Regions from separate parts of the Homo sapiens genome. Here region 2 is linked to region 1. A link is a loop called in an ENCODE intact Hi-C map of the cell type or tissue named here. Cell type or tissue: A673. All regions are shown on one strand. Links, peaks and the distances in the headings refer to the core of each region. The heading gives the core; the rest is flanking DNA.

Region 1 (4,399 bases), core at 93-4,092:
TCTATTGACAAACAGAAATTCTTAATTTTGTTTTGTTATTTTGTTTTGTTTTATTTGTTTGTTTGTTTTTTGAGACGGAGTTTCACTCTTGTTGCCCAGGCTGGAGTGCAGTGGCACAATCTTAGCTCACTGCAACCTCCGCCTCCCAGGTTCAAGCGATTCTCCTGCCTCAGCCTCCCAAGTAGCTGAGATTACAGGCATGCGCCACCACGCCCAGCTAATTTTTTTGTATTATTAGTAGAGACAGGGGTTTCACCATGTTGGCCAGGCCAGTCTCGAACTCCTGACCTCAGGTGATCCACCTGCCTCAGCCTATAGGTGTGAGCCACGGTGCCAGGCCTTGTTTTGTTTTTTGAAACAGATTCTCATTCTGTCTGTCACCCAGGCTGGCTCAGTAACAGCTCACTACAACCTTGAACTCCAGGGTTCAAGCAGTCCTCATGCCTCAGCCTCCCAAGTAGCTGGGACTACAGGCGTGTGCCACTACATCCAGGTTTTAAAAAAAAAATGTTTTAGCTGGGCACTCATGTCTGTAATCCCAGCACTTTGGGAGGCCGAGGTGGGTGGGATCATCTGAGGTCAGGAGCTCAAGACCAGCCTAGCCAACATGGTGAAACACCATCTTTACTAAAAATACTAAAAATACAAAAATACAAAAATACAAAAAAAAGTACTAAAAATACAAAAAAAATTAGCTGGGTGTGGTGGTGGGTGGCTGTAATTTCAGCTACTCAGGAGGCTGAGGCAGGAGAATCACTTGAACCCAGGAGGTGGAGGTTACAGTGAGCCAAGATTTTGCCATTGTACTCCAGCCTGGGCAATGAGAGCAAAACTCCATCTCAAAAAAAAAATTTTTTTTGGAGAGATGGGGGTTCTCACTATGTTGCCCAGGCTAGCCTTGAATTCTTGGCCTCAAGCAATCCTCCCACCTCAGCCTCCCAAACTACTAGGATTACAGGTGGGAGCCAACATGCCCGGCCTTGATTTTAGCAGTCAAATTTATCTACATCTTCTTTTTATACATAACATTTTTACTGTCTTAAGACACTTTTTCCCAACCAAGTCACCTATGTTTTCTATTAAAAGTTTTCTTAAATTATTGTTTTTGACATTTAAGTTTTTAATCCATCTGGAGTTGATTTTTTTTTTAATTTTATGGTGTGAGTAGAAATTCAATTTATCTTTTTTCCAAATGGATAACCATTTTTCTCAGCTGTATTAAATGACCAATCTCCCCTTTTTCCACTTACCTGACATGGCATTCCAATATATACCAAAGTCCAAACATAAATGGGTTTCTCTATTATGTTGGTTAATTTGTATCACAGTAGCTAAATTCACTCCCAAGTGAACAGAAGAGGTCTCTCTAAATAAACTTAATTTTTTTTTTGTTTTTGAATGTTATCTACAAAATAAAAATGCTTAAAGTGTTAGTGAGTAGGAGTTGTAGAGAACTAGCTTTAAGAGTTCCTATCTATAATAAAATAGCTTCATAATGAATCCTAATATAAGAGAAGACAATTTCCCTTCTTGCTTTTCTTTTTCAGAAGATTCTTGGCTATTCTTAGACCTTTACTCTTCCTTATCCATTTTTTAATAATCTTGTCAAGTTCTATAAAAACCTTGTTGAGTGTTGTCTGAATTGCATTGAATCTACAGACCAGTATGGAAGGAACTTACATCATTAAGATACAGAATTTTCCTTCACATGGCCACATGGTGTCTCTACATTTGGGTCTTTTTTTTTTTTTTTTTTTTTTTTGAAATGGAGTCTCGCTCTGTCCCCCAGGCTGGAGTGCAGCGGCGCAATCTCGGCTCACTGCAAGCTCCGCCTCACGGTTTCACGCCATTCTCCTGCCTCAGCCTCCCGAGTAGCTGGGACTACAGGCGCCCGCCACCACTCCCGGCTAATTTTTTTTTTTTTGTATTTTTAGTAGAGACGGGGTTTCACGGTGTTAGCCAGGATGGTCTCGGTCTCCTGACCTCGTGATCTGCCCGCCTTGGCCTCCCAAAGGGCTGGGATTACAGGCGTGAGTCACCGCGCCTGGCCATTTGGGTATTCTTTAATGTCTCTTAACATTTTATAGTTTTCCCTTGACATATTTTATGTGTCTTTCCTAAGCACTTAACATTCTCTGATACTATTTAAAACAGTGAAGCCAGGCATGGTGGCATGTACCTGTAGTCCAGCTACTCAGGAGGCTGAGGTGGGAGGATCGCTCAGGCCGGAGAGGTTGGGGCTGCAGCGAGCCGTGATTGCATCACTGCACTCCAGCCTGGGCAACAGAGGAAGACCATGTCTCAAAAACAAAAACAAATATTTGATATCAGCGTCTTACATTTCGGCCATTCTGGTAGGTGTGTAATGCAATCTCACTATGATTTTTTTTCCTTTAAAAAATTTTTTTTTCTTTCTAAATAATAGAGATGGGGGGTCGCACTTTGTTAGGCCAGGCTAGTCTTGAACTCCTGGCCTCAAGCGATCCTCCCACCTCGGCACCCCAAAGTGCTGGAACTACAGGTGTGAGCCACCATGTCAGGCTCGTGCTGTAACTTTAATTTGCATTTCTCTGATGATTCATGATATGGAGTACCTTTTTGTATGTTTATTGGCCACATGGACATCTTTGTCAAGCACCCCATTTTTCTACTGGGCTGTCTGCCATTATCTTATTGATTACAGTAGTTCTCCACATATTCTGAAAACAAAACCTTTGTTATTATGTGTGTTACAAATAGCTTCTTCCATGCTGTACCTTACATATTCGGTCTCTTAATGGTGTGTAGATAAACTGAAGGGATTATTGTTAGTGAAGTACATTTATCTACTTATAATACTCCCAAAGTGAACAGAAGAGGTCTCTCTGAATAAAGTTACATTTATTTTTTGTCTCTGAGTGTTATCTATAAAGTTCAAATGCTTAAAGTGTTAATGAGTAGGAGTTGCAGAGAACTAGCTTTGAGAGTTCTTATCTATAATAAATTTTGTAAAGGAAGTATTGTATATAGGTTTTAAGCTTCTCTTTGAAAAGACTTTCAAGACATCTATCTCCTTTTTTTTATCTCCTTAATTTAAAACTGTATTGTCCAATATGGTAGCCACATGTGGCTATTTAAATTTTAATTCGTTGGGATTAAATAAAATTTAGAATTCAGTTTCTGATAGCACTAGCCATCTTCAAGTGCTCAACAGCTAGCTACACGTGGCTAATGTCTACCATACTGAACAGTGCAGATATAGAACATGTCTGTCCTTGCAAAAAGTTGTCTTGGACAATAGTTGTCTATAGTACAGTGCCTACTACTAACCTTCAACATTTCAAAAAGAAGGTGGCTTCTTTTTTTTTTTTTTTTTCTGAGATGGCGTCTCGTTCTGTCACCTGGGCTAGAGTGCAGTGGCGTGATCTCGGCTCACTGCAACCTCCACCTCCTGGGTTCAAGCGATTCTCCTGCCTCAGCCCCCCAAGTAGCTGGGACTACAGGTATGCGCCACCACACCCAGCTAATTTTTGTATTTTTAGTAGAGATGGGGTTTCACCATGTTGGTTGGCCAGAATGGTCTTGATCTCTTAACCTCGCGATCTGCCCACCTTGGCCTTCCAAAGTGCTGAGATTACAGGCGTGAGCCACTGTGCCCAGCCAAGGCTTCTTTTTTTTTTTAATTTAATTGTTTTTTTTTTTGAAACAGGGTCTCAACTCTGTCACCCAAGGTGGAGTGTAGTGGCATGATCACAGCTCACTGCAGCCTCAACTCCTGAGCTGAATCAGTCCTCCCACCTTAGCCTCCTTAGGAGCTAGGACTACAGATGCGTGCCACCACACCTGGCTAATTTTTTTTTTTGTTCAGAGATGGGGTTTCACTATGTTGTGCAACCTTCATTCCCAGTTTTAAGGAGAATGCTTCTAATGTTTGCCCATCTGCCATCATGATGTCTCTAGATTTCTTTAGTGGATAGACTTTTTACAGGTACTCTTCTGTACAAGTCTGCTAGGGCTATCATAACAAAATACCACAGACTAGTTATTGTAAGTAACAGAAATGTATTTTGTTACAGTTCTGGAGTGAAGAAGTCCAAGATTAAGGTGTTGGCAAGTTTGGTTTCTTCTGAGGCCTCTCTCCATGTCTTGCAGATGGCTGCCTTCTTGGTGGGTTCTTACATGATTTTTTTCTATGCACTGGCACTGCTGATGTCACTGTGTATCCAAATTTCCTCTTCTTATAAAAACACCAGTGAGGATGGGTACAGTGGCTCATGCCTGTAATCCCAGCACTTTGGGAGGCTGAGGTGGGAGGATTGCTTGACCCCAGGGGTTCAAGATCAGCCTGGGCAACATAGTGAGACCTTGTTTCTGTAAAAAATAAACAAAAATTAGCCAGGTCTGGTGGTACACGCCTGTA
Region 2 (4,399 bases), core at 125-4,124, 360 kb after region 1:
TCCAAAGGGTAGACAATGCTAATCCAATTGAATATGCCTTGTTATGAAGTTTCTGAATCACTAAAACAGAGATCAAGTTGTCGCTCATCAAGTATGCTAAACATGGGACAAGAAATTCGGCAAATGTGGAATTATAAGACACTTCCTCCTCCCACATTTTAACAACTCTTGAATCAAGATGACACATCACAGTCTAATTGGCAGTGTTTTTTTCTTCTTAGTTGTGCATAAAATAATACAGCATCTTGCCATGAAATGCTGTTTAGGTTATGTTTATAACAGACTATGTGTAACAGGCTATGTACTTAAGACAGAAACATGTTCTTTCCATGTTTTTGGGTTGTTATAAGCACAAAATATAAGTGTATTGTAAACTATAAAGCACTACACAAATAGGAGGTGGTATTATTAGATTTTTTTTCCCTAGAAGACTGAATATTACAGGTAGTATGAAGCTGGCAGGCATTCATATTTAAAACAAATTTAATTTCTGATTCTAGGTCCCTCTATCAGATTGTGAGATAAACGAATTTCCTAAAATGAAAAATAACCTCTTCCTATGGATACTGTCTGCCTTGGTTGCTAAGACCCATTACCTACCAATACTGTTACTGCACTCAGCCATGGAGCCTTATCATCCCATATCTCCTCGTTTCATTCTTCAGTAGTAGCTTTGCTATGCCCAATCCAACCTCCCAAAGCAGAGGCTGAGCAATGCCTTGCCTGATACTCTTCCAGACTACCATAATGCTATCAGATTTAGTACTGCAGACACCACAGAGGTAACCCTTGAAACATGTTTAGAGAGAAAATTCTAGATTTAAGCAGCAGATAGGAAGGTTAGGCAAAAAGGTATAGTTTTCAATATAGCACATGAAAAATAGTATGACATTCAACAGAATATTTACTGGGTACCCACTCTGGCCAGATACTATAATCTTTCTATGAGCAGCAGTATTCACATTGGCATTGCTATTATTGGTTTAAGCAGAGTACTCACTAATTAGCTGTAAACTTTACTTTGGTGTAGTATTGACATTTTGAGGTAACCATCAAGGCATTTAGAGATACAACAAGAAGTACTCTGATATCAAAATTCTCATTACCTGTTTGTAATGGCTGAAGCAAAAGAAGAATACTTTGGGATATCTGTTTTCCAGAGGGCTCTTCAATCAGTTCAAGCAAACCCAACAATAATTCCTTTGGATTGCATAACTATAAAAATATTCACAATTGAACCTGTTTAATACAAGTTGTATTTAAAGCCACATTATTACTATTTTTAAGAAGGCATGTATCGACAAAATATTATACAATTATGTTTTTGCTTAACATTAAAATTATTTATACAATTGTTGAAAAAATATGCATGAGCAAAACACAGAATCTGTGATGGTCAAGTAACTATAAAACTAAAAAGCAAGAAGTCAATGGATCTTTAGGCTCAGGTTTCCTTTGAGCTTCACCTGTCCACTCTGAAATTGCCTTAACAGATTCTCAGGGGCTCCAGCAGGTGGGACCTTTCAATCCCATGCTGCAAGCCTATTTAGACTAGTCTGGAATCTCTTTTGTATTTTTTGAACAGGTAAAACTTTGCATTGCTTTCTGACTGGCCATATCTTATCATCTCACTTGACTGGTTTTTTAAAAGCTCCCAGCTCCCATAGTCAATAACTCATACAGATGGAGCTCTCCTTCCAATATATATTTGGGTATATTTGCACTGATCACTAAACAGTTTCTTATAATATACTTTTTCTCAGAATTTATCTTTCTTGGCCATCAAATATTGACTGTAAACTCTACTAGCCTTTTACCCAGGGTCGCTTTCTAAGGTTGTTAGTCACAACTGATCTGTATTCTACCCTATTCCTACTTCAATTTTAATCACTTGTATTCTAGGCCTTCCATTTTCTTTTAGGGAACATACCACAAAGGAAAGAGGACTGAGATTTTAATCTAGTTCCAATGTTGCCAAAAGATAAATGTGACCTTGAACTACCTCTCTAAAGCTTGTATTCCACATCTATACGATAAGGCTACTTGTTAAGATATAGCTTCCCAGGTCTCTCCCTGGAGATGCTGAATCAATGGGTCCGATATGAGGTTAATATGAGGTTAGACAATTCTTTTATCCAGAAAATTTGGGAAATCCTGAAATGGAATTGCCTATCCAATCAATAAGACTGGGTCTTTTCTCCAACGAGTTCCTTTCTGCATGTACTTTCATGAACCAAAAGCTTTCTTACCAAACAATAAACATTAAAGGGAATTATAAAATACTGCTGTGTGTTATGATAAAGAGAACCTTGTTTTGTTAACTTACCTTTACCAATAAATCAAAGATCAAAAAATAAACTTTTCTTTTACTATCCTCTTTATCTTTACACAAAAGGCATCGAACAACAGGACCAACGAGATTCCAGCCCATATTCTTGATGATGACCTGTAAAAACATTTTCAGAGTAAAGCAAACACTGCCATCTATAGGACTCTCGCAGTGTGCTTTCCTATCTTGGAAGAGCTCAGAATTGTTTCTGAAATAGGAAGATGAGACAAGTGAAGCCTATGACATTTCACCAGAGACTTTCCAGGGTTGGCTACTAACAGACATCAACATTTTTAAATAGTTTTTAATATGTTCCCTGAGGAAAGGCAAAAGGGTCTTTACTTTTTATCAGGCAAGTTGGTGTTTCCCAAGATTTAAATAGTGCCTCTATTTCCAACAAAAGAGTTAATTTGCTTAATACAGGTACTTAACTTCCACAGACAATTTTGCTCCCCTTATTCATAAAGAAATCCAGCCAATGCTCATGTACCTTTTAAAGTTCTTGGAGTCTCTAAATATAATCCTTGTAATTTATAAAAAAAAGAAGGGATACAACTTCATTAATTTTCTCTCCTACATACAAGTGGCTTCTATGTTCAAAGATATTTCAGAATGCTTACCATACAAGTAAAAGTTTATCTTTATAATGACTAATTCACATTCATTATCAAAACCACTAATTCTCAAAGGATCAACAATGTATTCCACTTCTCTGGCCTGCTTTGTATTTTAACTCATCAGTATTTACCAAGCCTACACTATAATATTCTAGAGGTTAGAAATAAAGTGAGGAACACACTGGATAAGATCACTACCCTCCTAGAGTCCTTCTTTAAAAGCACGGTGGTTGGCTGGGTGCAGTGGCTCATGTCTCTAATCCCAGCACCTTAGGAGGCTGAGGCAGGAGGATCACTTGAGCCCAGGAGTTTGAGACCAGCCTGGGCAACCTAGTGAGACCCTGTCTCTGTTTTTTAAAGTTAAATACATTCTTATTTATTTATTTATTTTGAAACTGAGTCTCGCTCTGTCGCCCAGGCTGGAGTGCAGTGGCGCTGTCCCAGCTCACTGCAAGCTCTGCTTCCTGGGTTCATGTCATTCTCCTGTCTCAGCCCCCCAAGTAGCTGGGGCTACAGGCACCCGCCACCATGCCTGGCTAATTTTTTGCCTTTTTTTTTTTTTTTTTTAGTAGAGATGGGGTTTCACCATGTTAGCCAGGATGGTCTCGATCTCCTGACCTCGTGATCCGCCCACCTCAGCCTCCCAAAGTGCTGGGATTACAGGCGTGAGCCACCGCACCCCGTCTTTTCTTTTCTTTTTTTTTTTTTTTTTAAGCATGGTGGCTCATGCCTGTAATCCCAACACTTTGGGAGGCTGAGGTGGGTGGATCACTTGAGCTCAGGAGTTCAAGACCAGCCTGGGCAACACGGCCAAACCCTGTGTATAAAATACAAAAATTAGCTGGGTCTGGTGGCACACGCTTGTAGCCCCAGCTACTTGGGAGGATGAGTGGGAGGATGGCTTGAGCCTGGGAGGCGAGGTAGCAGTGAGTTGTGATCACACCACTGCAAACCAGCCTGGGTGACAGAGACAGACCCTATCTCAAAAAAATATATAAATAATGAAAAAGCAGATCTAACCCATCTGACAAGAGATTAATAACCAGAATAGAAAAGAAGCTCAAACAACACTAAAGGAAAAAATCTAATAATCCGATTAAAAAATTGGCAAAAGATTTGAATAGACATTTCCCAAAAGGCATACAAATGGCAAACAAGCATATGAAAAGGTACGCATCATTATCATCAGAGAAATGCAAATCAAAACTACAATGGGATATCATCTCACCCCAGTTAAAATGGCTTATATACAAAAGACAGTCAATAACAAATGCTGGCAAGGATGTGGAGAAAAGGAAACCCTCATATATTGTCGCGACATGTATTGTCGCGATCTCAGCTCACTGCAAGCTCCACCTCCTGGGTTCACGTCATTCTCCTGTCTCAGCCTCCCAAGTAGCTGGGGCTACAGGTGCCCGCCACCACTCCCGGCTAATTTTTTGTATTTTTTTTT

The links. A loop is a pair of places that touch in the nucleus more often than their neighbours do. Peaks named below come from ENCODE experiments on the same cell type or tissue, not always from the same donor. Only the 100,000 strongest peaks of a DNase experiment are listed, where the experiment ranks them.
Region 2: it touches region 1 in a loop (9-fold over the local background); 24 of 110 quality-filtered maps call a loop at or near these places.

The regions. Positions count from the first base shown.
Region 1 is chr1:91,930,899-91,935,297 of GRCh38, forward strand. No RefSeq gene overlaps it. Among named protein-coding and RNA genes, the nearest start is that of BRDT, 16 kb to the right of the region's middle. In A673, for the core only: CTCF peaks have their summits at 1,754 and 1,956; no DNase peak of the experiment used is centred there.
Region 2 is chr1:92,289,092-92,293,490 of GRCh38, forward strand. It overlaps GLMN (glomulin, FKBP associated protein), which reads right to left. Exons shown (of 19, transcript NM_053274.3): 4 at 2,327-2,446; 5 at 1,107-1,215; 6 at 1-60. Among named protein-coding and RNA genes, the nearest start is that of GLMN, 7.7 kb to the right of the region's middle. In A673, for the core only: a CTCF peak has its summit at 2,493 (motif pointing left); a DNase peak (open chromatin) is centred at 2,470.